2 separate regions of the Homo sapiens genome follow, and region 1 is linked to region 2. A link is a loop called in an ENCODE intact Hi-C map of the cell type or tissue named here. Cell type or tissue: PC-3. All regions are shown on one strand. Each heading gives the region's core, and the rest is flanking DNA. Links, peaks and the distances in the headings are about the cores only. Region 1 holds the start of LINC02038 (long intergenic non-protein coding RNA 2038). Region 2 overlaps LINC02026 (long intergenic non-protein coding RNA 2026).

Region 1 (14,993 bases), core at 4,726-12,725, 130 kb after region 2:
TGATAGTCCATTGTTGTATAAAGCCACTGCATTTGGAATGGTCTGTTGTATACTACCTAATCAGAACAAGACTCAATCCTTTCTTCATAGCTGGTAGTCTTAAGCATTTATTAATTCATATTTTAGTCACATTATGAATTTTCTATCACAATAAGCATTTATTGAGCACTTTTTATAGAGGGACTATGCTAGGCTTGAAGAATAAAAGACACATAGGACACGGCCCTGCTTATGTTCAGGTAGCTGTGGTCTAAACGAGGACGCACACATAAGGTGAAGACCCCATGAGATGGAATACACGGGGATAACAAGCCTCACAGTGGACTGGTCGCTTTACCAGGGGTGAGGCGATTCTGCCTATAAGGTAGGGAAGGACTTTCTGAAAGGGTGACACTGAGTTCCACCTTGAAAAATGCCTGAGAATTCACCCATAGACACAGTGGAAGAGGGGTGTTCCGAGGAAGGGAGATCAATGTGCAGAGAGACAGAAATCCCGGTTCGCTTATTCCCAACAAGGCAGAGAACAAACCTCTCCCAGTGATGCCCTCCCTTGTTCCCGTCCCCAATCTTTTGATAATAGTGGGAAGGGTTTCAAAGTGAGGGTTAAAAATGGGCTGGTTTTGCCACCCCTTAGTAAGTCTTGGGCAGGATTCTCAACTCTTGACACTCATTAAAATCACCTGGGAAGCTTTTGCAAAACTCCAGCATGGTACAACTACTTTAGAAACTGGTGTTATCCATTAAAACTAAACATTTGCTTATCTTAGCAATTCCACTCCTAGGTTTATAGAGTAAACAGAAACACATACGTGCCTGTGTCAAAAAACATGTATAGGCATGTTCAAGACCACACTGTTTGGCCAAGTGCCCTAGTTCATGCCTGTAATCCCAGCATCTTGGGAGGCCAAGGCGGGAGTATTGCTTGAGGCCAGGAGTTTGAGACCAGCCTGGGCATCATAGTGAGACTCCCATCTTGACACACACACAGTTTTTTTTTTTAATTAGCTGGGTGTGGTGGCGTGCACCTGTAGTCCTAGCTACTTGGGAGGCTGAGGTGATAGGATCCCTTGAGCCCAGAAGTTCAAGGCTGAAATGAGCTATGATTGTGTCACAGCACTCCAGTATGGGCAACAGAGAGATCCTATGTCCAAAACAAAAACAAAAACAAAACAAAAATACACACATTATTTGTAAGATGTAAAAAAAGGGAACAATCCATGTGTATCAATAGAATAGTTATATGCTGTGTATGCGTAATTAGTGTCTTAACCTGTTCAGGCTGCTGAATACCTCAACTGGGTAATTTACAAACAACAGAATTTATGGCTCATGGTTCTAGAGGCTAGGTAGTCTAAGATGCAAACGTCAACAGATTTGATGTCTGGTAAGGCCCTGTTCATCATAGATGGCACCCTTTTGCTGTGTCCTCACATGGCAAAAGGGACAAACAGGATTTTTTCAAGCCTCTTTTATGAGGGTACTAATTCCATTTATGGGGGGAGAGCCTTTGTAACCCATTCACTTCCTAAAGCCCCCACCACTTAATACTATTGGAGATTAGATTTCAATATATGAAATTTGGGTGGGACACAAACATTCATACCATAGCGGGCAGACAATGTAATACTATACAGCAATGAAAAGAAATGAACAACAGCGACCCAGAACAACATGAATGAACTTTTTTTTTTTTTTTGACAGAGTCTTGCTCTATTGCCCAGGCTGGAATGCAGTGACACAATCTTGGCCCAACCTCCACCTCTTGGGTTCAAGCAATTCTCCTGCCTCCGCCTTCCGAGTAGCTGGGATTACAGGCACACGCCACCATGCCCAGCCAATTTTTGTATTTCTAGTAGAGATGGGGTTTTGCCACGTTGATCAGGCTGGTCTTGAACTCCTGACCTCGGGTGATCCGCCTGCCTCAGCCTCCCAAAGTGCTGGGATTGCAGGCATGAGCCACTGCGCCAGGCCCATGAATGAATCTTAAAAATAAAATAGTGAATCAAGGAAGTCAGACACAAAGAGTACATACTCTACGGCTGCATTTCTATAAATATCAAAAAGAGGCAAAACAAATGTGTGGTGTTAGAAATCAGGAGAGTGTTACTATCCTGGGGAGGAAGGAGAAGACCTGAAGGAACTTGAGGGGGGCTTTGGCCTGCTGGTAGAGCTTTTTTTTTTTTTGTCTCGATCTAGGTGGTAGTTACATACGGATATTCACGTTGTAAAAGTTTGCCAAGGCTTTAATGTAATTATCTGATGCATATTATAATTAAAATGGAAAGTTTGTTTTAAAAGTACCAGTGCTTGGTCTCCACCCCTATGGACTCTGGTTTTATTGCTCTGGGAAGGAGCTCAGCCCTCTTAGTGGTGTAAAAATTTTCCAGGTGATTCTGATATGCAGTCAGGCTTGAGAAACACATGCTGTGCTTGATTAGTGGCCTCTCTCTTTGGACTTGGAGAATGCTGGCCTGTTGTTTTCACCTATTGGCCAGTCCCACTCAGCCTTTGGTTATGAATTAGATTAGAAACGTAGGAGAGAAGGGCCAGGTGCGGTGGCTCCCGCCTGTAATCCCAGCACTTTGGGAGACTGAGGTGGGAGGACTGCCTAAGCTCAGGAGGTTGAGACCAGCTTGGGCAACATGATGAGACCCTGTCCCTATAAAACAATTCAAAATTTAGCTGGGTATGATGGTGTGTGCCTGTGATCCCAGCTACTCTGGAGGCTGAGGCAAGAGGATTGCTTGAGTCCCGGAGGTTGAGGCTGCAGTGAGCTATGATCATGCCACTGCTCTCCAGCCTGAGTGACAGAGCAAGACCCTGTCTCAAAAAAAAAAAAAAAAAGAAAAGAAAAAAAGAAAAAAGAAACTTAGGAGAAAGGGCAGGGCTTGAGTCATCAGCATATAGACAGTCACTGTCTGAAGGTGATGGAGTTGGGGGATATTGGTTAGAGATTGGTTGGAGATGGATCCCAGAGTTTAGGGTGATATGAAAAGAAGTGAACTAGGAGAGAACTATAGACTTAGAGAAAATGGGGAAACCAAGAAACAGAAGCACTGGATGAGGCTTCTTGGCAGATACAATAAGGTGAATGTGTGAGGCATGGGGAGAGTAGGAAGTCACGGTAATTGAATGGATCCAGAGGTTCAAAAGCTGGCAAAGCAGTGGCATCACAGCTTGCCTTGCTCTCAGTATGGCCTGCTCTCAAGGCTACCCAAGCAAAATGACTGATGTTGACGTAACTGCATGTGCTTTTTCATTATCCTTCCTGGGCCAGCACCACATTTGACCCTTTTCCTAACCACCTTATTGGCTTACCAAGTCAGTGGCTGTGTTCTGAATGTGAGCTCCAAGGCTGCCACCAGTGACTGGGCTTGGTAAATGGTTCCCTTTATAGGACTCTGGGTGGAAAATTGGAGTTGTGGTTAGATTAGAATCATTTCCAACTGTGCTCTGTGGAAGTCCTGGAGACCACTGTTAGGTGGCCAGGACAGGTTGGAGGAGAAGGGAGAAGACAACTGCCACCCCACTCCTCTGAATTTAACCAGAATGGAACTTTTCTGTTTTACACACTGGATTCTGCAGCTAGGAAAACCTGAAACTATGTGTTTAATTATCACCAGGGTCCCTTCTAGTGCTAAGAATCTGAACTTCCCCTCGCTCCTCAGTTGGGCAACAAGTGAGTTAAGACTCCTGGCCCCACCTTGAACACTGCTGTCTTCCCAGGGTTCTTCCTTTTCACCTTCCAAAAGCTACCTCTCTTCCATCTTCTCCCCTCACCACCTCAGCTTTAGAAGGAAACATGTTCGCCGGTGCCTGAGAGGCTGTCTGAGGAAACCTGCTCTCAGAGCACAGGGAAGCCGCGTCAGCATGCTGCCCTGTGCACAGCTTCCTGGAAGGGGTCTGCTTACTTTTACTATTGCACTGAACAAATGGAAAAGAATTTGGGACCATTGCAAAGACCTACAGCCAGGGCAGCAAGGATGGTGGTGGGAGCCCAGCTGAGGCTGGGGCTAAGATTAAAAACTGGGCTACTCTTTACTATATAAAAGGAAGCAAAGCCAGGACTTAGCAGAGTGCCTCAAAGTATCACCAAACTGAGGGAACAGAAAAGATTTTCAGCTACTCTCAGTAAAGGGTGTTGCTATTTCAACTTCCAAAAGCAAAATGAAGCTGTAGCCTGCAAAGGAATGAAGTCATCTGTTCACAGACCCACAGGTGGAAAACTTTCTAAATAACATCGCTCAGCTTCCCACATTTGAGAACACAAACATTGAAGCCCAAGAGAAGTGACTTGCCCAAGGTTACAGAGACAGAGGCAGAATGTGTGGTTGGGGGAAGGAGCACTGTCTATAGGGTCAGACAAGCCTAAGACAGATCAGAACTCTGTGTGACCATAAGCAAATTCAGTAACTGTATTAGTCTGTTCTCACACTGCTAATAAAGACATACCCAAGACTGAGTATGTTATACAGGAAAGAGGTTTAATTGACTTACAGCTCAGCATGGCTGGGGAAGCCTCAGGAAACTTACAATCATGGCAGAAGGGAAAGCAAACACATCCTTCACATGGTGGCAGGAAGGAGAAATGCCTACCAAAAGGGGAAAAGCCCCTTATAACACCATCAGATCTCATGAGAACTCATTCAGTATCACGAGAACAGCATGGAGGTAACCACGCCCATGAATAAATTACCGCCTACTGGGTCCCTCCCACCACGTGTGGGGATTATGGGAACCATAATTCAAGATGAGATTTGGGTGGGGACACAGCCAAACCATATCAGTAACCTTTCATTTTCTCATCTGTAAAATGGGGGTAATAATAGCTACCTAGCAATGTTACCATGAAGACTAAATGAGAAAATATTTGTGAAATGCCTGACACAAAATAGTGTTCACTAACTAGTAGGCATTATTAGAATAAGGTATAAATTCCCATTGTGTACATTGTGTACATATGGTCCCTTTGAATGACAAGGAGAAACTCACAATGACAGGGCTGTGTTGGGCACTGCCTGGATCTCCCTGGGTGTTTAGTGGAAATACTACCCTTGGGGGTGAGATTTTTCTGCAGCTATCTTCATGGTTCAGGAGAGAGAGAGTCCTTCTTGTCCTTCATGAAGTTTTATGGTGACTTCTGTGCCAATTCAAGAGGAGCTTCTGAATCCGTTTGGACAAAGACAACACATGAACCACTGTGGGGCCTCAATTCCCTGCTGAAAGACTGTGTTCGTTCATTCAGCAAATACACATCTGAGCACCTACTCCATGTCAGACACTATTCTAGGTGCTGGGGATACAGCAGTGAACAAATAAAATCCTGTCCTCATGGAGCTTACATTCCAGCAGACCCTAACAATTCACAGGAAAGTGGTGACAGGGCTGATGTCAGGCTCTGAGGCCCTTCTGTTCAGAAGGCTCTTCCCTTACATTGCCCCAGCCCCTTTCTCTTTTTCCTTCCCACAGCCTCGGCTCTGTTCCCTCCTCCATTCTTATAATTCTCCTTTTATAAGCCACTCTCCATTTAACTGGTGGATTTAAAGCAAATAGCAATTGTGTTAAGAAGCAGGAAATATGATACTTTACACAATGATGGAGAAATCAGAAAAATTAAGGCTTGTATAAATCTCTTCTCTAAATTGTGCCCATAGGCCAATTAATTAAGCTGCTTTTGCCTTGTGTCTGTTGCAGCTGATACATTTCTTTCTGAAAATGGCTGGCCTGCATTAGAAGGGCCCTCCCCACTCCCAGAGCTCAGGTTTGGGTGTGTCTTTTAGAGTAAACATAGCACCCCTGACCCCACCTCCTTTATCACTTGGCTCTGGCTGTGAAAAGAAAGAGAAAAAAAGTAGGTTTGTTTAGTGTGAACTCTTTTTCTGAAGCCAACAGGGAGAACAAGATTTGAAACAAGAGGAGACTGAGTTGGGTTCAATGGTTAACCAGTCAGATTAATGAATGCTAGAAGGAGGAAATAGCCAGTAAGTAAAGAGGCAAGAAAAAATGTCTCCCCGTGGTTCAAAAGCCAACTAAAGTTTACCAAGAGCTGTGACCTGTGGTTAAAATGTCCTCAGAGGCCAGCTCTCATCTGATTTCAACCTGAAGCCCCATTTCCTATCAAGAGAGCCATTTGGCTCCTCTCTTAAGCTCAGCAGCCCTGAGGTGTGGTAGCCTCACGCTGACCCATACAGAATGCAACAGAACTGTCCCTGCTGCAGAAGTCTCAGGGTTCTGCCCCAACTGCATAGACTTCTTTCATGGAACCGGCTCCTCTATCCCCACAAGGCTTCTCCCCAGCACAGCTTCTACCTAGAATCAGACGGAGAGCTTTAGACCAGGTAAGAACTCTGGGCCAATGTAAATCAGGAGCGCCAGGCTGTCCCAGCCTCTGCCCTGACTTGCTCTATGAGTTTGGCAAATTCCTTAATCTGCCCATGCCTCTCTTTCTGTGTTGTTAACATGATGATGTTGGCCTAGAGCAGGGGCTGGCAAACTTTTTATGTAAAGAGACAAATATAATATTTTAGGCTTGTAGACCACATGGTCAGTATCTCTCTCAACTATCCAAAGCCACCACTGTAGCATGAAAGCAGCCACAGATGGGTTGTAAATGGAGGGGCGTGGTTGTATTCCAATAAAACTTTATTTACAAAGACAAGTGGTGAACAAGATTGGCCAGTGGACTGTATTTTGCCAACTCCTGGACTAAATCTCTAAGGATCTTTGCAACACTGAAATACCGTACTACCTGGATTGTTTTACAGAGAGAAAACGGAGGCGTGGTGACACCAAGTGACATGCTCCAAGCCGCTGAACATGTTGGTGGCAGAGCTAGAACTCGACACCAAGTCTCCTGGCTTTAGTCCACTGTGGCTCTCAATCCTCGCACACGCAGAGCACAGACCGTTTTTGGTACACGAGGCTTACCCTGGGAACTGCCCTCCCTCTGTGGCTTGGCGAGGGGGGTCGGGGGAAAGGGTAGGGAGGATGTGAGGGGTGGGGAGCAGTGCTCTCTCTGCCTGTTTCAGGAAGGCTCTCTGGTTTGGTGAGAGCCCACACTTTGTTAAGTGAGATAAGGGACACTACAAGAAAAGGAGGGGGTGGGTGGGCAGAGGACATCACGCTGCTTATTTTGAACCTGGGAAAACTGTGCCTTAGGAGAGGGAAGTCCTGCATATTTCATGCTGTGACTTCTTGCTTCCAAACTGCGTATGCTGGCCTCCTTTTCACCCAGATGGTGCTGCAGGGAACAAGGCCCCACCAGTGTGTGCTCTTCCTGTGTGTCCAAATTTCCACCAAAGAGGGCTCCTCCCAGGAGATTGGCTGCCGAACCTGTTCTTCCACGGCAGAAGCGGCGCAGCTAGCCCAGCACGACTCTGCTTATTGTTACGCTTCTGCCACATGTGTGTAAATTTGTAAGGAACTTGCCGCTCCTGGCTGAAGACCCAGGGAGCTTTTGCGCTGTTAATCTGTTTTCCTTTTTGCCCTCAGCCTTTGCTCTTCAGGGGAGAGGCCGTCGATAAGGTCCAATGGGGTGGGGTGACACCTCTTGGGCTCAGAATCTCAAGGGTCCCAAGGTCCAGTCAGTGAGAGCCTTCTGTCTACATGCCACCCTGTCCCCTCTGTGTGGAGCCCTCAGCAGGACCCTGGCCACAGGGCTCTGGAGCAATAATATTACCCCATGACAACTGTCGTGACTGCTACCTCAAAAAGTAAGACAGTCCTGCCATCTACGTTCATGGAGCTCCGAGGAGCAGCTCAGTTCTGTTTGTTGTGACAGGATTTTATAGCAAAATTTGCATGAAAGACATGAAGCTCAGCAATTGGTTTGCGACAGAGGCGTTTTCTTGCCAAATGAGGAAGTGAGATGATCAGAACTGGCTTTAGCATGAGCCTGGATTGGGGAACTCAGCTGGTTCTGGGCTCATACAACTTCACCTGTGAAGGTATATGGAATTCATGGTCAGCCCACATCTTCTAGCTGCAGGTTCAGTTCAGGGTGATCCCTACCTGGAGTTCTAGACTACCAGGCCAGTTTTGGAGGGTCCCGAAGGTATGAATAAGTGGTCCTGCAAACCCCAGCCCACCCTCACATATCCTAAAAGAAACTATGGCAGTTGGAGCCTGAGTTTTCTGGGTGACTGCTTCTCTATCTTTGTCTCTCTCTCTCGCCCACACCCGCCATTACTGCCAAACTCAGTTGCAAGGATTCCTGACCTATTTTTGCTCTCTAGCCTCTGCCTTTGCTGACAATGTCAGCCTCTGCTTTGAAAGCCCTTCCCTCTCTGGGCTGCTTCCATTAGTCCTTCAGCTTCCGAATCTTATGGCTCTCACCATCCCTTTCCTTGTGTTTCTGTTATTCATATCCCAAAGCCCTTCCAAATAGTGATATTCTCCAGGGCAAGGATCCTCTCCAATTTATTATCATATCCCTGGATCCTCCTATGACCTTTGGCATAGCTGTTGGAGGAGTGAGCAGATGAGTGAGTAAGTAACTGATCTTCTCCTCACCCATCCTCAGAGGAAGACCACGGGACAGGTGTGAGTGGTGCCTCCCAAAGATACTCCAAATACCAACCCCTAGCACCTGTGGATGTGACTTTATTTGGAAATTGGGTCTTGGCAGATGTCATTAAGTTAAAGATCTTGAGATGAGATCATCCTGAATTTAGAGTGGGCCTTAAATCCTGATAAAGAGACAGAAAAAGAGAAGACACAGAGACATACACAGGAGAGAGCCATGTGAAGCCAGAGGCAGAGATTGGAAAGATTTATCTATAAGAAAAGCCAAGAACTGCCAGAAGCTAGGAGAGAGGCATGGGATAAATTTTCCCATTCCTCACACCATTCACAAAAATTAACTTAAAATGGATCAAAGACTCAAATGTAAAGCTAAAATTATGAAAACCCCTAAAAGAAAAGATGGGATAAATCTTAATGACCTAGCATTAGGCAATGGTTTCTTAGATATGACTCCAAAAGCATGAGCAACAAAAGAAAAAATAGTTAAGTTGGATTTCATTGATACTAAAAATATTTGTATTTCTAAGAACACCACCAAGAAAGTATAAAAGACAGCCAAAAGAATGGGAGAAAAATTTTGCAAACCATATATCTGATAAGGGGTTTGTATCTAGAATATATAAATAACTCTTAAAACTCAATACTAAAAAGACAATGAACACAATCTGAAAACGGTCAAAAGACTAGGTGCAGTGGCTCACACCTGTAATCCCAGCCCTTTGGGAGGCTGAGGCGGGAGAACTGCTTAAGCCCAGGAGTCCTCATCAATTTCTTTTTGGGCAGGAATGTTGTTGCATGCCTATAGTTCCAGTTACCCTGAAGGCTAAGGTAGGAGGATGGCTTGAGCCTAGGTGTTTGAGGTTACAGTGAGCTATGATTGTACCATTGCTCTCCAGCCTGAGCAACAGAGAGACACTTGTTCTCTCTTTTTTTTTTAAATAAAGGCAAAAGATCTGAAAGCTATTTCTCCATAAGACTATATACAATGATCAATAAACACATAAAAAGATGAGTCATTAGCTATCAGGGAAATGCAAATAAAAACCACAATGAAATTATATAACACTAGATGGCTGTCATAAAAAAGACAAATAATAAAAATTGTTGGTGAGGGTGTGGAGAAATCAGAATTCTCATACGCTGCTGGTGGAAATGTAAAATAGTGGAGAGACTCTGGAAAACAGTCTGGCAATTCCTCAAAAGGTTAAACATAGAGTTACCACATAAGCCCATTCTATTCCATTTCTAGGTATATAACCAAGAGAAATGAAAACATACACCCATGCAAAAATTTGTGCCAAAAGTTCATAGTAACATTATTCATAATAGCCAAAAAGCGCAAACAACCCAAATGTCCCAAATGTCTATCAAGTGATGAATGGATTAAAAATTGTGTTATACCCAAACACCAGACTATTACTCAGCCATACGAAGGAGGTGCGCACTCACGTTACAACACAAATAAACCTTGAAAATATTATACTAAGTGAAAGAAGCTGGTTACCAAAAAAACCCCCACATATTATATGATTCGATTTATATGAAATGTCCAGAATAGGCAAATCCATACAAGCACAAAGTAGATTCTTGGTTTCCCAGGGCTGGAGATGGAGGAGATGAGGGAAGTTAAGGGGTGACAGCTGAAAGGGTGACAGCTAAAAGGGATGGAGGTTTCTCTGAGAGGCTGGGGAAGATGTTTGAAATTGTACTGTGGCAATGGTTGGTGGCACAGCTCTGTGAATATAGTAAAAGCCACTGAGTGGTACAATTGAAACCAGTGAATTGTGTGGTATGTGAATTATATTTCAATAAAAAAAGTACATATCTAATTGATATAAAAAGACTGGACTGGAAACACATTTGCCAAAATGTGTGGTGGGTTATAGGTGGTATTTATTTTCCACTTCATGTTTTTCTCTAGTAACCAAATTTTCTCCACTTCACATGGTTTATAGATTCTTCTCATAATCATAAAAATTACTAATATAAAAATTAATAAGTAAAAGACTAGATGGTTCCCTTCCCTTCTCTTCCCTTTCCTTTCCTCTAGTGGAAGATTAATTACTTAAATGGCACGTCAATTGTACTGAAGTGTAATTAAAAATGCAGATACATCTTAAAAGCAGAGATATCTTCATCAAGGAAACATTCTTTCTTTTTTAAAATTTTATTTTATTTTAAGTTCTGGGACACATGTGCAGAACGTGCAGGTTTGTTACACAGGTAAACGTGTGCCATGGTGGTTTGCCGCACCTACCAACCCATCACCTAGGCATGAAGCCCCGCATGCAGTAACTATTTATCCTGATGTTTTCCCTCCCTACTCCCCACAGGCCCTGGTGTGTGTTGTTCCCTTCCCTCTGTCCATGTGTTCTCATTGTTCAGCTCCCACTTATGAGTGAGAACATGCAGTGTTTGGTTTTCTGTTCCTGTGTTAGTTTGCTGCGAATGATCGCTTCCAGCTTCATGTCCCTGCAAAGGACATGGCCTCATTCCTTTTTATGGCTACATAGTATTTCATGGTATATGTACCACATTTTCTTTATCCAGTCTATCATTGTTGGGCATTTGGGTTGATTCCATGTCTTTGCTATTACAAATAGTATGGCAATAAACATATGTGCGCATGTATCTTTATAATAGAATGATTTATATTACTTTGGGTATATACCCAGTAATGGAATTGCTGGGTCAAATGATATTTCTGGTTCTAGATCCTTGAGGAATCATCACACTGTCTTCCACAATGGTTGAACTGATTTACATTCCCACCAACAGTGTAAAAGCGTTCCTATTTCTCCACAGCCTTGCCAGCATCTGTTGTTTCTTGACTTTTTAACAGTTGCCATACTGACTGGCGTGAGATGGTACCTCATTGTGGTTTTGATTTGCATTTCTCTAATGATCACTGATGTTGAGCTTTTTTTCATATGCTTGTTGGCTACATAAATGTTTTATTTTGAGAAGTCTCTGTTCATGTCCTTGGCCCACCTTTTGATGGGGTTGTTTTTTCTTGTAAATTTGTTTAAGTTCCTTGTAGATTCTGGATATTACACCTTTGTCAGATGGGTAGATTGCAAAAATTTTCTTTCATTCTGTAGGTTTCCTGTTCACTCTTGATGATAGTTTCTTTTGCTGTACAGAAGCGCTTTAGTTTAATTAGATGCCATTTGTCAATTTTTGCTTTTTTTGCAATTGCTTTTGGCAATTTCATCATAAAATCTTTGCCCATGCCTATGTCCTGAATGGTACTGCCTGGATTTTCTTCTAGGGTTTTTATGGTTTTGGGTTTTACATTTAAGTCTTTAATCCATCTTGAGTTAATTTTTGTATAAGGTATAAGGAAGGGGTCCAGTTTCAGTTTACTGAATATGGCTGGCCAGTTTTCCCAGCACCATTTATGAAATAGAGAATCCTTTCCCCATTGTTTGTCTTTGTCAGGTTTGCCAAAGATGAGATGGTTGTAGATGTGTGGTCTTATATCTGAGATCTCTACTCTGTTCTATTGGTCTATGTGTCAAAACAGACCTTTTCTACACAGCATCCTTGACAAAAAGGTCCAGCCTCCACTGCCACCGCCCCACCCCGCCCCCACAGTGACAGGAGCAAGCTCACTTCATCCCTCAGCACCATGTTCCTGAGGACTAGCTCTGAAGCTTCTGTCTTGTGTTGAGTTGAAATAGTTCTCCCTAAAGCTCTCCTTGTGGGTCCAGTATTGCCTTCTGAAGCCACACAGAAGCATCCTGTTTCCCTTCCATACAATAGCCCTTTAGGTATCTGTAGATAAGCGGGCAACTCCTGGAGACTTCCCTGCTTCAGAAGAAATACTTGCAGCGCCTTCTATCATTCCTTGCATGATATATGTGTCAGCAAGACCTGAGTTGCAAGCAGTAGAAACCCATGCTAGCTGACTCAGGTAGAAAAGACATTTCGTTAGAAGGAAATGGGAGTGGTCACAGGATTGGCAGAACAGTTGGAAATCCAGCTGGAGAAATAGACAGGAACAAGCCAGAAGCACACTGAAACCTATCCAAAAGCATCCCAGGAGGGCACACTGAGTGCCGCATGGAGCCTGCACCACCATGGGGAGGAAGCAGCCACCGCCTTCCTGAATCGTAAGTCTCAATCAACCATGCAACGGTGGGAGCAGCAGCTATTTCTCAAGAACTTATTGGGGAAAATAGGTAATAGAATTTATCTGGATACCAATTTGCCTGTTAGGTCAGCTTGACTTTCTCTAAAGCCTCAGGCATAGAGTTATCACGGACTGAGTGTTTGTACGTCTCTCAAACTCATGCGGAAGCCCAAACCTCCGGTGTGCCTGTCTTTGGAGACAGGGCTTGTGAGGAGGTGGTGATAAAGGTTAAATGAGGTTGGAAGGCTAGGGCCCTAATCTGATAGGGCTGGGGCCCTTATAAGGTGAAGAAGAGATAGCAGAGCTCTCTTTCTTCCCAGTCGGGATACAGTAAGAAGGCTGCCGGCTACAAGCCGGGAAGGAAGGCTTCACTCATTACCAAATTGACCAGCACCTTGATCTTGGATATCTCAGGCTTCAGAACTGTGAGCAATAAATTTCTGTTTTTTAAGCCACCTGCTCTGTGGTGTTTTGTTAGGTCAACCCAAGCTAACTAATATAAATGGGTTGGCTATCATTATGTGTTTCCAACCATCCAAAATTTCCACAAAGCACAGTAGCCCTTTGAGAGACATGAGACCTAGTCATGACCCAGGGTTTTCTCATTCAAGCACTGGAGTTGTACTCACAGTGGTGCTGTTGATGTAGTTTATTCTAGGGAGCATCACATGAAGCAGAGAAAGGATCATTCAAGGAACCACGGGATTTTTGTAGGATTTTAGGAACCCTCTAGGTGCTACCCCCAGTCCTGAAAGGAGCACCAGGCAGACTATGCACAGGTTGCTTGGGAAGATTTTTTTTTTTTTTTTTTTTTAGACACGGGTTTCACTCTTGTTTCCCGGGCTGGAGTGCAATGGCACGATCTCAGCTCACTGCAACCTCCGCCTCCCGGGTTCAAGCGATTCTCCTGTCTCAGCCTCCCGAGTAGCTGGGACTACAGGCATGTGCCAACATACCTGACTAATTTTTTGTTTGTTTTTTTGTTTTTGTATTTTTAGAAGAGACGGGGTTTCTCTGTGTTGGTTAGGCTGGTCTTGAACTCCTGACCTCAGGCGATCCGCCCTCTTCGGCCTCCCAAAGTGCTTGGGTTACAGGCATAAGCCACTGCGCCCAGCTGGGAAGCTTGTTAAAAATATAGATTGAAAGCTCTACCCTCTGAGAGTCTACTTTTGTCAGCCTGGGAGAGGACCCAGTGTATTTTGAACAGGTGCTCCAGGAGACAGGATTAGGCAGAATCCAGATTGGGAATCCTACTCTGGACAAGCCTCTCATCCGCAGATGGGAAAACAGGCTAAAGTTGAAGACCCTGGGTCCAAGGTCACCGACTGCCAGGTCAGACTAGACCAGCACTTGGGTCTCCTCATCTCTGGGGTATTGGTCTCTGTCTTCACCGCACTGACAAGTCCTCTGTATGGGAAAGAGTCTTTATTGGAGACTCCAGACGGTGCCTGGAGAGGGACACAGAACTCTGCCATGAGAGAGGTGGTGGGGGCAGTGGAGTTCTGACTGGGAGAAACTGTACAGTCTCCCAGTAACAGTTAACTTAGAGCTGGGCCTTACAAGAGGGTGGGCAGGATTCCTTAGAATAAGTAGGTTATTGGGAATTTAATAAGCAGATGGGGGTGGAAGAGGATTCCAGGTGGAGACAACAGCTTGAGCAGAATCCTGGCTGGTGGTGGGACTTTGTAGGCAGAGTGAGAAAAGATGGCAGCCCCATGTGGCTGCCGCAGGCCTCGTCCGGGACACTGAAGCACGGCAGGTGCACTTGGAGTTGAGGCTTGAATGGCAGGTTGGGGCTGAAATTCTGTTGTAAACCCTAAAGCCTCAACAACACCCCTGGGCACATAGAGATGCTCGATGAATACCTCATAAAGCCATTTGATAGCTCGCTCCAATTTTAAGAAGCAAAGAATGAGTTGAGATGTTTGTAAATCATCAGAGAGAGATGGCTCCTTATGACTCATGGCACCCAATTTGGAGTAAGGAGAATCTGCCTCAGAGGAAAAAAACTGTGTACCCCAAAATCCTACCAAGAAAGAGGTTCCCTCTGCTCACATTTCCACTGAGCTCTTCCAGCACCCTGGCATCTATATTTTTTGGCTCCTGGTGCCTTTTTTTTTCTTTTTTTTGAGACGGAGTCTTGCTCTGTCACCCAGGCTGGAGTGCAGTGGCATGATCTTAGCTCACTGCAACCTCCATCTCCTGGGTCCAAAAGTGATTCCCCTGCCTCAGCCTCCCGAGCTGTTGGACCACAGGCATGCACCACCATGCCTGGCTAATTTTTTTGTATTTTAGTAGAGATGGGGTTTCACCATGTTGGCCAGGCTGGTCTCGA
Region 2 (14,993 bases), core at 4,265-12,264:
CTCCCGTGTACTCTGCAGGCTTCTACCTCCGAGAGACCAAGACCTGCCTCTGGACTTTGCCTCCAAAGGTTTAAAGCAGTTTTTGCCTGCATGTCCTAGACGTTCAGTAGAAAAAGATCTCCTCGTGCTCCAGCACCTTTGGGGAAACCAGAGGCTCCACAATGCTCAGCAGTTTAATTTACTGCAGGTCTTCTCAACATCTTTAATTCACAATATATATTGTGAATCTGCAAGAAGGGGTAAGAGGGTGAATAGTCCATTTCCCACACCCATTTGACCACGGAACTTCCTCCACTTCTGGCCTTGGTAGAGGCTCCTCCCCTGGGGAAGAGGAAGCACAGCTAAGGGCCCAGCCTCGCCTGGAGGAGATGCTGAAGGGCAGCCAAGCTTGGTCTCCTAGACTTTAGGGGTAGGCGGGTGGTTCGGGATAAGGATCAGCAATGTCTGGATTTGCCTAGGGCAGTCCGAGCTCACACAGGTTGCCCCAGTATAATTATAATAAACTCCCTCTTTTTTCTCTCCAAAGGGTCCTGGTTTGGGGCATCAATTCTATGATCCTGGCCATAGTCACCGCAGACCTAGGGTCCCGCCACTTGGCATTTTGAAGCCCAAAGAGCAGCTCATTGTTAGACTCTGCCCCTGCCCATAACATAGTCTGATGTCATCCTTTAACTCACCACTTGCTCCCTGACAACCTCTGATATTTGTCACTGGGTCCCAGATTCTTTCCCCTTTATTCAGCCACCATATTCAGCCTGGCAAAATGCCTCACCTTTTCAAAAATAATTCTGCAAGGGGTTGGCAGGAAATCGGTGCCCCTAAGACCCACAAACCTTTTGCGGTAGGTGTCTCTTCACAATGCCTCAAGTCACAGCTTTTCTGGGCCTCCTCAGTGTGTGAACTTTTGGAGGCCTGTTGCCGAATTGTTTGCCTGCATCATTCTTTCTCCTTGTTCTCTTGTCTCTTTTTATTCCTGCTACCGAAACAGCCACCTTCCTGCTGTCAGATGCTCCGAAGGAATTTGTGTTGGAAAATATCAGGAAACCATCCTGATTTAGGGGATGAGAGAAATAAAAGAGGAAAAAGGCCAGCTGGGTGTGGTGGCTCACACCTGTAATCCCAGAACTTTGGGAGGCTGAGGCAGGTGGATCACCTGAGGTCAGGAGTTTGAGACCAGCCTGACCAACATGGTGAAACCCTGTCTCTACTAAAAATACAAAAATTAACTGGGCATGGTGGTGGGCACCTGTAATCCCAGCTACTCGGGAGGCTGAGGCAGGAGAATTGCTTGAACCCGGGAGGCAGAGGTTGCAGTGAGCCAAGATCAGCCATTGCACTCCAGCCTAGGCAACAAGAGTTAAACTCCGTCTCAAAAAAAAAAAAAAAAAAGAAAAGAAAAGAAAAGAAAAGGGCCAAGCAGGCAAGAAACCAATAGATGGTAAATTAGGGAGATCACAGAATCCACTGAGAAAAATAAGAGAATTACAAATTTAAAAAAAATTTCAAAGGGGTAAGTAATAGCCTATTGAATTTGACTTCAACTATTGTTCACTTTTTTAAAAGTACTTCTGTTGGTAAATTAACTTTCAAAATGTCCGTGGTTGGCTTTCCAAAATTCTTCAGTTGGAAACTCAAAGTAGAAAGAAGATTCATTGAAGAAATGCTTTTCTTTTTATTTGACACGAGTAAATGGTGAGAATTATCTTCAATATTTGCAAAAGCCTCAAAAAATCACCAGTGAAAAACACAAAAGGAAACTAGTATCAAGTATTTAGGATCTCTTTTTTATTATAGACTGTTTTGGATGTAAATCCTACACACCCAAGTCTTACCTGGTTTTAAATGTCCCCGGCAATAGAGTTGCCACATTTTCTTCACGGATATTTTGTTTAATGTTCTTAAGTATGTCCAGGACAGACTCCTAACTCCCTCTTTCTCTCCAAACAAACAAAAAAGAAACTATTTTGTCTTTTAAATTTAATCTACTAAAAAATTACTCAAGCTCTAAATCTTAAAAAGTAACTGTCCCTTTTAAGAACCATTTTGTACTTTTTTCCACCCCTCCTCAGCTGTATAGCTTTGCTTTGCCTTCTTTAGAGGATGTGGAAGAAGTATTTTTTCCTCTTGATTCTTTTGAAAGTATGGGTTTGTTTGGCTTTAATACTGTCATTTAGGCGTTTCTTATATGTATGTGTTTATGGTAGTTTCAAATTGTCCTTCAAACTATAATTTTCAGCTCATTCACCTGTTGTAGAGTCTTCACGATGATTTTTCTCTGACCAAACTAAATAAGAATCAGACCAGAACCCAAGCTCAACAAATCCAAGACAACTGAGCACATTGGCTAGTTTCATTATCTATGCGTCCCTCTGGTTCTCAGAAGATAACTGACTAAAGTTTCTTTCCTACTGTTTCTTTTTTTAAAAAAATATACCTATGCACATCAACGAATATCAGTATTTCAAGTTTTGTTTCAAAAGATGCTTCAACTCCATTATGTAAATCATGACTTAAAAATGTAAAAGAAATATTTGTACATAGACATTCAAATCAAACCCTGATTCCACAAGCTCCTCCTTATTTTGTTGACTTTATTTTTAAGAGGGAAGGCCATTTAATTAAAAAAATTCTCCTTTACTTTCCTTGTTTCCCTGCTCCCTTCCCCCACCCCTCCGATTGTCTCCTAGGACCAGGAAGTTTATATGTAAACAGAAGCCGTAATCAGACCCCTGACCTCCTCCGGGCTTTCAACCCAATGTTTCCACAGAGGGATTAACCCCAAATACCAACTTGCTCTCAGAGGCAAAATTGTTCCCCAGGCGGGTATCTCCAAAGGTTTTTCTTCTCTCTAGGCTTTCTCATTCACCCTGCAAATAAGTCTCCTCAAAGGGAGGCTTAAAGGCAGCCGCTGGAAAGCAAATTGCCGGGCAGGCTGGAGCCAGAACGAGGCTGAGAATTCTCTGGACCCTCAAGGCCCTTACTCCATCCTCCCCGAGTTGGCCGAGTGGTTGTGTTGCCTTCCAGATGCATGGGTGCTATGGGAAAGAGCCAGGTTGCTGGGTGTGTGTGTGTGTGTGTATGCACGCACGTGCACACCTGCTTTTGGGTTTACACACTGGGAGTCTCATGGACGGCTGGGCCTCATCTGGGCTGCCTGGGCATCTCAGGGATGCTGGCAGGGAGGGGCTTTGGGAGTGGATAGGTATTCGTGTTCCCCTCTCAGGGGAGACAGGAGCAATAGCACTGGCCTGTTGTACAAAACCACAGCTGTGCGCCTACAAGGCAAATGTTTGCAAGTCTTTCTGTTTTATTCTTCGCTGCAGGTCTTGTAATGTCCACTCAGGAGGGAATGCTTTGAACCGGGCATCAAGCTCTGGGCCGGATTCCAAGTCAGTCTAAAAACAGTCTGAGCTCCCCGCTCCCCCGACGCCCGGACAACCCCGGTCCCCTACTTGCTGGGCAGAATGGATAAAAAAGTGGGTTCTCCCTTCTGCCTGCCCCTCCCTCCTGTCGGGTCCTCACACTGCCTGAACAGCCCTGTGCTAAGCCAAGGCACGGACCAGACCAGGAGATTTTCTTATGGCAGAACATCTTCTCCCCATCTGGACCCCAGTGCTTTCTCACCAGAGAGACAAAGTATTCATATTTTAAAGGCTCCACGTAGCATGTCCAGAAATTTCCCATGTTCTTCAGCAGGGTAGGGGTGGGGAAAGGGCCCAATGAGGCTACGGACTTAATAGCTCCTAACAGCTGTGGAAAGTTTGATGCAGCAGGAGCACCCAGACAGAAAATTAAAAAACTAATAAAGTCCTCAGTGTGGGGGCGCTGGCATCAGGACAGCTTTACTTCTCCAGACACCTAATAAAGAGACATTCCGGGACACTAACTCATAAGGGAAATCCGCAGGGGTCACCGAGAACAGTGGAGAGCAAACCATGGAAACACAGCAGTCACTCACATCACTGCAGGGAAGTTTCGTTTGCTTCTCCTCTTTTTTCCCCCTTTTCTTCAGTTTAGAAAAATGGCAGGGTGCTCAGGACCCAAAGAAATACCACAAAAAGGGGTGATTCCAGAAGTCCTGGATGTAGAAACCTCACGTTCATGGGCAGAATAAGCGTGAGGCTGATGTTTGACACTTCCGGTGATGGTGGCTGCAGAGGGCATTGAGATGGGAAGGTGGTTTGGCTTCAGGAGGTAGCAGAAAAAGGGGGTTTTGAGAATTGAGGTTTATCCACCTGGATTTTGTGAAGTACCATCCTTACAGTGGGTTTTCTTTTGTGGATTCTCCCACTGGGGATACTTGGTCATTTTGGATCTGAGTTTCTTGTGGTCTGCTAGGTGATGGGTTGCTGGTTGAGACTTTTGGTTTTGAGGGGCATTTATGTTATTTTGACTTGGTTCTCAAGTTTGGCTGTCTATTTGAAGAAAAAATAAATGGTGACTTTGGGCATTCAGCCAAACCATTCATAGTCAGTTGTGGAGAGACTCCGTTGAGTTGGTGGTGCTTGTCTTCTCACACAGATAATGTACGGGTGTAAAAGATGGAAGGAACGAAGCAGCCAGTTAAGAAAAGAGAATAAAAAGTGGGGAATAAGACAGATAAAGCATCTGCAGTGTTGAGTTCAGTTCAAGTTTTTGAGAGAAGCTCAGGTTATTTATCACTTTCTGCCCATTATTCCAGCTAATTTGTAGTCTGGAGACCAGCAGTCAAACCTGTTCCTTGACATTACCTGTCCACAGCAGTGTTTGCAACTGAGTAATGTCACACTTGCTCTAGAAGAATATAGTTTCATATTGTGCAAATTAGTGAAACGGCTTTTGCATATTGATCTTAAGAGAATCCTTGTATAGATTCTCTGAGGTCTCGTGGTGTGAGGGCAAGAGAACGGGAGACAGGAGATCTGGGCCCAATCCCAGCCAGCACTGCCACTAACGGGACTGGGTTGCTTGAACAAGTCACTTGCCCTGCACGACTCAGTTTCTTGTTCTGTAGGATGAAGGGAGTGAGACATAACTTCTAAGGCCTCTGGCTGCTTCCACACACTGTGAGTCCCTGAGGTTGGAAGGTTGGTCTCTGCACTGGAGTTCCTGGCTCTCCTGTGTTAGAAAGAGTGTTTTCTCCTGGCTTTCCATTCAGTTGCGGCTTGGCAGAGGCAAAGCTGCAGTCTTTGGGTGTGTTGCAGGAGAGGTCTGTGGTTTTGTGAGCAAAATGAAATATGGGCTTTTGAACTTCTCAAGTTCAGCAACCCTTTTCTGGCCTTTACTGTTTCTCTCTGGGTTTCTTTCTGTCTCTCTGTTTTCATTAAAAAAGTTTTTTTTTTCCTCCATGAGAATAGTCCCATATTTTAAAAAAGAGCAATGTTTCTGTGGGGTGGGAATAGGCTACCTTCTAGTAGGGAACACTCCCTGAGGGAGGCCTGGGAGGTTGTGGCTCAATCTGAAAGGATCTCGACCAGTGCTTCGTAAAATTTGCAGCGCATGAGAATCACTTGAGCATCTTGTTAAATGTGGATTCTGGCTGAGTAGGTTTGGGTGGGACATGAGTTCTGCATTTCCAGCGAGCCCCCACGTGATGCTCGCTCATGGACCACACTTTTATTACCAAGGCTAGATGATCCCAAGTCAGGCCTCCCCTGAGCTCCTGTAGAGTGGAGAACTCACAGGATGGGGACACTGTAACCAGGTTCTTCAGCCTGGGGCTCTTCAGGCCTCTAGGTTCAGCCTCAGCCTAGAATGAACCTGCAGTCAGCTCTTAACATAGGGAATCTTATCCCCTGGAAGGCTGGGCTGTCATAAACTGGCTGGGAATCAGACTCTATGGAGGTTCTTACTTTTGCTGTCTGACCCTCGAATGGTTTTCTTTTTTCTTTTTTTCCTTTCTTTTTCTTCCCCTGGCTTTGGGAGAAGAAAAATTGGACTGTGGGGTAAAGAAGAACAATGCCTCAATTAGCTAGAAAGCTACAGTATTGAATTAAATGAGCCCCATGCTATGGCTCATTAACAACATCCTATTACTTAGCAAGTCTATAACTAGTGTTTCAGCTAAAGAAAGAAATGTAAATCATTTAATACACCTTTCCTAATTGAGCTGTGCACCAGGGGCACCCTCCTAATGGTATTATGGCACCAATTACCTCATCAGAAGAGAAGAGCTGCTTTTATGACAGGTTTTGGAAATTAAAATGGCAGAGAGATGTCTTTTAGGAGGAGTAATTCTGGGCTGGGCTGTGCTGAGCAACGAGCAGGGGCTGAAAGGGCACGTGGGGCCCGGGTGCTAAAGGCGGGACGGTGACCCCTGTCTGGTCTGACCCCCATCTTGGGGATGAGATCTGAACTTAGTCTTTTCATACTGTCTGGTCAAGAATGTGAGCCACAGTGGCTCTTGTACTTCAGTGTGTATAAAATCCACTGGGGAAGCTTGTTAGAAATTTAGATTCCAGGGCCCCACCCTGAGATTCTGACCCAGGAAGTCTGGGCTGGGCTCCAGCCAAACCATACTTGTAATAAGACCTCTGGGAAACTCCCTTGCAGAAAGCTGAAAGACACTGTTTCGAGAAACATAGCAGAGAAGGTCCCAATGATTTCCACCAAAACCCAACTACGTGTCTGCAGGTTCCTCTATTACTAGGGGTTTTACCCGTCCCAAAGACCGGATTGAATGAGACTTATTTTGGTTTGCTTCTTCAGACACAGCACAGCTACCTTCCTCCTTTTCTCTCTGCTTAGCCTGCTTTGGTTGGTACATGGGGTAGAGCAGTGGGGCAAACGGGGATGACTGTTTGCTTGGGTGTTCACTCTCTGTGTGATGTCGGGCAGGGCATTGTACGCTTGGGGCTGCAGTTTCCGCACCTCAAAATGTGCATGGTCAGGTAAAGGGTATGAACACGTTATTGATCAAGACACTTTGTCTTTTTTGCGACTCAGTTTTCCTTATCTATAAGATGAGAATGTTGCGCTTTATGAATTTGGCGAGTGTAAATAGGAACTGAGATTCTCTTTCTGGCAGCTTTTCATGGTTTCCTTTCTGTGGCAAGGAAAGGAAGAACTTCAACCTCCAGATTTTGTGTAAATATTGAATCTATAGCAATGGTTTTGTGGAGTGTTCCAGTTTCCTAGGCTGATGATTAATGTGGTTTTCTCTGTGAGTGTTGAGCCTTCTCAAAAGGCTTTTCCTGCTATTCCTGTGAAATGCACAAAGGCAAAGTGTTAGTCCTGCTTTTTTCTCTATTGCCATGTGGAAGGGGGAGCAGATGCATTCTGCATTCCTCACAGGGCAGAAGACATGTCAGCTGACAGACGTGGGGAGGCAAAACTGGCCTTAATCTGATATGAATTTCCTGACAATTACAATGACCTCCCTGATCCCAGACCTTTGCTGGCTTTATATTGCCTATCACATCACACACAGACTTCCCTGTTTGGCCTGCCGTGTCCCCATCATTTGGCTTGAGCAGGCTTTGTTAATCCTATATCCTCGAAGTAACTTGAATTGTGGGGCTTTAACTCACTTTTATTTATTTATTTATTTATTTATTTATTTATTTATTTATTTATTTTTATTATACTTTAAGTTCTAGGGTACATGTGCACAACGTGCAGGTGTGTTACATATGTATACATGTGCCATGTTGGTGTGCTGCACCCATTAACTCGTCATTTACATTAGGTATATCTCCTAATGCTATCCCTCCCCCCCTCCCCCCTTAACTCACTTTTTTGATGCTCGCTCTCCAATCCACATTTCCAACTAGGTCCTATTCTACATGTTCAACAGCCCGCAGAGCTCCCCCAGTGGACTATGTTGTCATTACTACAAACCTAAAACGTCCTCAGGCACATCCATCAACTCTCCCTTACCCTTGTTGCTCTTCCCATTGATCTCTAGTTCCAGTTGCAGAAGCATGGTCTAGGGTTAGGAAATGAAACATAGCTTGGAAGATCCCAAACCTCCTCATTTTATTAAACACTCTATAGCTAGAATCTATTGCTTTGAAATAGCTCAGAGTTTAATAGTCAGAAGAAATCTTTTCCAGTTCTTACAGCCCATACCGTTTCTTCTTCCAAATCAACAATGAAACGTCTCTAGGTTTTATAGCTTTTGGGTCTGGTTAAATCTCATGTGTAGGAGAGAATGGTCTGTTGGCAGCACACGTGCAAATGGGGTGTGTAGACAGCATAAGCCGAGTGTAAATCCATGGTAGGTGCATGCCAAAGAAGGTCACATATGTCCGTTTTCATTAAGAAAAAGTGCAGCCTCTTGTGTGAGCAAAGGTATTGTCCTGATCAACTTGCACTGATTGAAACATGCCTGGGGTGCTTCTTAACTTATTATTATATTATCGTATGTGTATTACCTTTCCGAGCTGTCAAAGATGGTGACTTTAAAGTCGGCCATTACTAAGTCATTTCTATCCATTTCTTTCTGAATTTCCACGAATTCTTGCTTTATTTGTTTTTATTCTACATTATGTGGCAATTAAAGCATCATGACAGTTATTTACATGCTATTCACTTTTTCAATATTTATCTAAATGTCATGTAAGTTTTCCGTTTTAAATTCTACTTTGATACAAAATATTGTGACCCTGTTTTCTTTACAAATTGAGTCTTTGTGCATGTGATGTATTTGCTAGCTTATCCTTTCTTATTCTAATGCTTTTCTTTATTTGAGGTATATATCTTGGGATGATAGCATATTGATAAGTTTAGTTTTTCAAATATGGGAGCTAAAGCCACTTACATTTGTTATCACAGTTACCATTTTTGTTTTAACTTTAGTCCAGTTGCTTATGCTTTCTGGATTTTAAAAATATTTTCTTGCTCTCTGCTTAAAATTGTTTGTGTTATGTTGTTTGTATTTTCTATTTTTCCACTAGTGATATGGAAGGTATAGGTCCTATTTTAAAATTCTATTGGGATTGCCCTGAAAATTTTAAAAATACACGAATCTATATTTTCCCAATTTTTGATTTTTAAAAATGCTACCTATTGATTGTTTCTTATGCAAGGTGAAGAAATAACCTTTTATTTTCCCCTCCTTCCTAAGTTCACTCAGTTTCTTATTTTATGTATTTAATTTTGGACTTTAGACTCAGGGGTTATCTTTATTTCCAACGTACTGTTTTATAAACATTTTCAAACATACAGAAAAGTTGAAAGAATTCTACAGTAAACACCCACGTGTCTACCATCGCCATTTTCCTATACTTGCTGTATCATGTTCTGTCCATCTATCAACCCGTGTTTAAAACAAATGCATTTCAAAGTAAATTGAAAATATCAATTGCTGTAGTTTGATGTTTGATTCTTCCAAATCGCATGTTGAAATTTGATCCTCAATATTGGAGGTAGGGCCTAGTGGGAGGTGAGGTGGGGCCTAGTGGGAGGTGAGGTGGGCCTAGTGGGAGGCCTTCAGGTTGTTGGGGTGGATCCCTAAGGAATAGATGAATGCTGTCCCTGGTATGGGAAGGAATGAGTGAGTTCCTGCTCTATTAGTTCCTTAGAGAGCTGGTTGTTAAATAGAGCCTGGCAGCTCCCCTCCTCCTCTCTCTTGCTCCATCCTTCACCATGTGGTCTCTGAACACGCTGGCTTCCCTTTGCTTTCACTATGAATGGAAGCAGCCTGAGGCTTTCACCAGATGCCCAGTCCCTCATCCAGCTGAACTCTGAGCTAAATAAACCTTTTTTCTTTATAAACTACTCAGTCTCAGCTATTCATTTATAGCAATGTAAAACAGACAAAGACATCAATATACTTCTTGAATACTTCTGCATAAATATCATTAACTAGAGTTTAATAATTGCTTGCAGTATTTTTCTTTGAGGCAAAATTTACAAACAATGAAATACACAAATTTTAAGTGTGCATTCATTGAATTTTGACAAAGGTGTGCCAGTTATTATTTTAAAAATTATTTTCTCTTTCAAGAATTACTGTTTTGTATTTAAAATGTCTTTTACAACCATACTTTAGAGGATGTTTAATTGATTTTTAGCAACCACTATGACAGCTGGGCATGCTAGCTCATGCCTGTAATCTCAGCACTTTGGGAGGCCAAGGCAAGAGAATCACTTGAACCCAGGAGTTCAAGACCAGCATGGGCAATGTAGTGAGACCCCCATCTCTACATTTTTTTTTTTTAACTGAGCATGGTGGCATGTGCCTGTGGTCCCAGGTACTCAGGAGGCTGAGGTGGGAGGATCCCTTGAGCCCAGGACACAGAGGCTGCAGTGAGCCAAGATTGCACCACTGCACTCCAGCCTGAGCAACAGAGTGAGACCCTGTCTCCAAAAAAATAAATAAATAAAATAAAATAAAAATAAAGTAACAACCATGAGTTCCATTTCATTAGAACTTCTCCATTTTTCGTTTTGAATAATTTCTAGTTGGCTGGAGTATGATTTAAGTAGTTTTTTCAAAAGTAATGTCAGTGATATGGCTTAGGAATCTGAATAATTGAAAATTTTTGTAAGAAAATGTAAAGAAATATAAGAAATTTTTTTCAGACATGAATGACAACTTAAATGAGTTTAGAATTCTTGACTAGCAGGCAATTTTTTGCACTCAAAACTATAAACATTTCTCCATTTTCATCTGATGTTTAATGTTATAGAGCTATCTGATGCTAGTCTATATTTCTATCTTTGTAGGTAAGCTAACTTGTTTCCTGTCTAGGTAATTGTAAAATGCTCTTATTGTTCTTGAACTTGAGTTCATCTGCTAGTTGAAGTCTTTAAGGTAATTTTGCCAGGTACTTCGTGAGATCTTTTGATGTGTAAATGTACATTTTTATTCAATTATGGCAGACGTTGGTAGTGGTTCCTCCAAATCCATAGTTTTCTTCTTAGAAACATAATTCCTGATATGCCTATGGACACATAGCTGCATGGAATAAAAAATATTTCGCCTTCCTTATGGTTTAGTTTCACAGCTGTCACGGATAGCTGACCCTGGTCTTAATGAAAACATCAGCTCAGGAAAGTTTTCTTCTTTTATATTTTATTTTGTTTGTTTTATTTATTCTGCTCTTCCCCGCGCCCCAGGAACATCTCTTCTTTGTGATTTCTATATTATCTCTTCTTCAAACGCAACAACTTTTCTCTCATTTTTTATATCACTTTGCCTTTTTCCTCCTTATTCCATGGCAGTTTTTCAGGTTTCTCTCCTGCATTGACAATTTTGTCTTGTCTCAGTGCCTGTTCTACTCTTTCTCGCTTTGAGTGAAAATTGTAATTTACTATTTCTGTTTTAGTTTCCTTAACTTTTGTGATTTTGTGATTTTTCGCCTCTGCTGAGCCAGTGCCCTGCTCATTGCTGCTTTTATCTCTCATTTTTCATCATTTGATTTATCTTTTATTGGAATTTTTATGGAACCTAAATCTGAGTTTCCTAAATTTTGTAATTCATGTTTGCTTTTTAGAAAGATACTTTCTTTTTCTTTTTCTTTTTTTTTCCTTTTCTTTCTTTTTTTTTTTAGATGGAGTCTCACTCTGCTCCCCAGGCTGGAGTGCAGTGGTGCCATCTTGGCTTGCTGCAACCTCCGCCTCCTGGGTTCAAGCGATTCTCCTGTCTCAGCCTTCCAAGTAGCTGGGATTATAGGTGTGTGCCACCATGGCTGGCTAATATTTGTACTTTTGGTAGAGATGGTATTTCACCATGTTGGCCAGGCTGGTCTCAAACTTCTGACCTCAACTGATCCTCCCACCTCAGCCTCCCAAAGTGCTGAGATTACAGGCATAAGCCACCGCGCCCAGCCAGATACTGTGTTTTTCTGTATTTTGAGCCTAGTTTTTCTGTCTTATATAATCCCCATGTTGGTTCTCTTTTACTTATAAGAAACGAGAAAAAAGTATGTCTAGTTCTGCTGTTTGTTCATAAACAATGCGAGTACATTTTTTTTGATGGAAGTAAATTTATGTGACTGCTTAAGACGTGCAACAGATGGAGGGGAGTAGAGAAGAAGCTGGGATCAAGGGCAGACAATAGGGGACAGAGGCAGAAGGAGGGAGCTGGAATTACCACAGGCTTAGGGAGAGGACTGGGGCTCCTTGTCTGCACCCTTCTCTACCAGTGATGCAGCTGCTGGGTCCTGTGCTGACTTTCTGCATTTCATTTTCTTTCTGCCTGACTTAACACTAGGATGAAGCTGTGTTTTCTTCTATCTCCTTCCTTGAGTTGTTGTCCACAAGGTGAAGTTGGCTCCCTTGTATAATATCCGTGTAATGGAGCCATTGTGCTTATGCCGGGGTCTCCTACTGCTACTGCTTTCAAATGCTCCTCATCTACAGCTGAAGCAAGTCCTGGTCTTCTTACCTAACCTGCACACGACACTCCCTCAGCCCTCCAAAACTGAAGTGGGGCAGTCATGTTTGGTGGGGATCTCAAGGTCCTTCTGCCCTTTACTTCCTATAACCACTGCTGTTTTTGAGGAAGAAGAGCTGCAAGACTGTCCACAGTGTCTCCCGTCCTCTGGTCCCATCTAAGCCATATTGAAAAGGATGGTGCCAATTTCTACCATGTGGAAGGTGCACTTGCCTTGTTCCCAACATTGCTGTAGTACTTTTTCTCCCCTTTCACCAAAGCTTTTCCTTTTTTATGCTTCTCTGGGTTGTTTCAGAGGGGCTGTTGGTGTAGAGGAAGTTAAACACTTAAATGCAATGCCTTGTTACCCAGAGGTCTATAAAACACATCCTTTAAGGCTTTTTATATTGTGAGAGCATATATTTTATGCTATAAATTTATTAAAAACCATCTGAGTCTTTGCAGCAGCACAGGACTTGGAGTCAGAAGACATGAGCTTCAGCCCTCACTCAGCCTCCCATTTACTCATCTTTAAAATGAGAATAGTACCTTGCATGGAATGAGATCAAGAATATGAAAGCATATCTACATCCTTAAAAGGTAAAAACACATAAGACATGGCAGCCATCCTTTCTTTCTCTTTTTGCCTCTCAGGCTGAGCCCTGTGGTATGGAAAGTAATTGATAAATCCTTACTGTTAGTTATTGAAAATGAAAGTCCAGGAAATACTGAAGAATAACTAAGGAGAGAAAAGGAGTGAAAGAGTAATTGAACACATTATTACTATCTTCTTTGATATTTATGTTTATAAGCTTTCTTTGAACCTGTGGTGTTGTCTGCCTAGAAAGTCCCAGATTTTATTAACCATTTTCATATTTTCTCTCCAATCCTTCCTTCTAACCCTGTCATTCCCCTAACACTCAAAATTTATTGTAGAAAGGTGTTCTTTTAAAGACCTTTATAAAGAAATATCATTATCTATGGTTCAATGTCACTTTTAAAGTTGTCCCTTGATACTTTTTGGAGGCTACTGGATATATTTAATTTCCAAACACTCTTGAAAGTCATCCAACAAGTTCAAGCAGGGAGAGAATGGTCAGGGTACAGGGTGTGTGAGGAGATTATGCTGTGAGTTGGCCGGTATCATTTATTATGGGTAATTCAACAGGTGCCTCAATAATTCCTACTGGGAGGTTTTCCGTTCAGCTTCCCCAAATGGCTCCATTTCAACATCCAACAGTGACACTGTATTCTCAGAATTAGATTAGCTAAGCACAGGGCAATGCAAAATCCACTGGAATGATCCAAAAGAAAGGCTTGCTCCTTCATCAACAGTGTTAGCATGAAATATGCTTCTGTTTATTTAAAATGGTAGAATTCATCAGCTACTTGAAAACTCCTGTTCTTTGAAGTGGAGGTGTACATTTCATGTTATATAGTTCAGTCCTGTCTATGTAATTACATACGTAATTTTGAGCACTTACTCAATGTGAAACCCTATGCTGGCTGCTGTGGAGGTTAGAGAGATGAGTAAGACCTAGCCTTGGCTTTGCGAATTTACACATTTGTTGGGAGATGGCAGCCTATGTATCATCCCATCATAGGACAGATGTAGAAATTAGAAATGCAAGCAAAATGCCATTGGGTTAGAAAGGAAAACTTGAAGGTGCTTCTTGGTAGAGGAAGACTTCAAGCTAAGCAATCTTGCCTTTATTTATTACATAGACAATTGTTGAGTGGCAAATTGGTTCACGCGCTATACTATAAATAGTCAGGGAGAGCCAATTTTAGTTGTGTAATTATTTATAGAAGAATAAAGTTCAACAGGCAGAATAGACCAAGGAGGGCATTCCAGGGAGGAGGGACTGAGTGCAGACCTTCTGGTGACACGACGTGTGTGTGGGAGTGAGTGTGGGCTATGGGCTACGGTGAAGGTAATGATGGGATATAGATCTGAGCAAAACTGCAAAGGGCTCTAATGCTCAGTAAAAAAAAAAATACATTTTATTCTAAATTGCATTTTTATAAATTGAGCAAATCTAAGTTTACTGGGATTGTTCCCTATTAGGTATAACAGTTGGAGTTGCACTGGCTTGGAATCAGACCAAACTTAGAATTTGAGCTGTGTCATTTACCAGACCCAGTCACTTAACTTCTGATTCTCAGCTTTCTCGTCTGGGAAAATGTGGTTTATGAGGATTAGTTTCAAGGAGATAGGGGAAGGCACCAAGGACATTGCCCACCCTTTGGTAGGCATTCAACAAAGGTCAATTTCTCTTTTTCTCTCCCTTCCGCATCCTCCCCTCTCTTTCTCGTAAGAGGGCTTTGATGAAGCATATGCTCCGTAATGTCACTGAGTCATCTGGCATGATTGCTAAGCATTTTCTTAGACTTTTCTTAGACTTGCTCAGGTTCTGAAACCTGAGCAAGTATCAGAAGCACCTGGATGCTTATCAAAACACAGTTTGTGTGCCCCCAACCCTAGAGTTTCTGATTCAGTGGGTCTGGGTGTTGGGGGGCGGGGCAGGGGGCAAGAATTTGCATTTTTAAGAAGTTCCCAGATGCTGCTCGTATGGGAACCACATTTTGAGAGCGTCTAGTTTTTCTTATTTTGCCCTGGGGCAGACCCTGTCGGATGCTTCCCTAACAACCATCCCCTTTTCCCTGCTAACAGAGTCCTGAGTTGTTTTGG

The links. Peaks named below come from ENCODE experiments on the same cell type or tissue, not always from the same donor. Only the 100,000 strongest peaks of a DNase experiment are listed, where the experiment ranks them.
Region 1: it touches region 2 in a loop (6-fold over the local background); 3 of 110 quality-filtered maps call a loop at or near these places.

The regions. Positions count from the first base shown.
Region 1 is chr3:193,834,997-193,849,989 of GRCh38, reverse strand. It overlaps LINC02038 (long intergenic non-protein coding RNA 2038), which reads left to right and starts at 5,981. Exons shown (of 3, transcript NR_146718.1): 1 at 5,981-6,338; 2 at 6,765-6,912; 3 at 7,235-9,162. It overlaps LOC105374284 (a long non-coding RNA gene), which reads left to right and starts at 12,519. Exons shown (of 4, transcript XR_924841.3): 1 at 12,519-12,638. RefSeq lists a silencer at 7,287-7,470. In PC-3, for the core only: no CTCF peak of the experiment used is centred there; a DNase peak (open chromatin) is centred at 9,669; H3K4me3 peaks cover 655 bases; H3K27ac peaks cover 1,575 bases.
Region 2 is chr3:193,963,155-193,978,147 of GRCh38, reverse strand. The region is part of intron 1 of LINC02026 (long intergenic non-protein coding RNA 2026); the gene reads left to right. Among named protein-coding and RNA genes, the nearest start is that of LINC02026, 33 kb to the left of the region's middle. In PC-3, for the core only: a CTCF peak has its summit at 7,825; DNase peaks (open chromatin) are centred at 6,487, 6,747, 7,107 and 7,777; H3K4me3 peaks cover 1,497 bases; H3K27ac peaks cover 1,865 bases.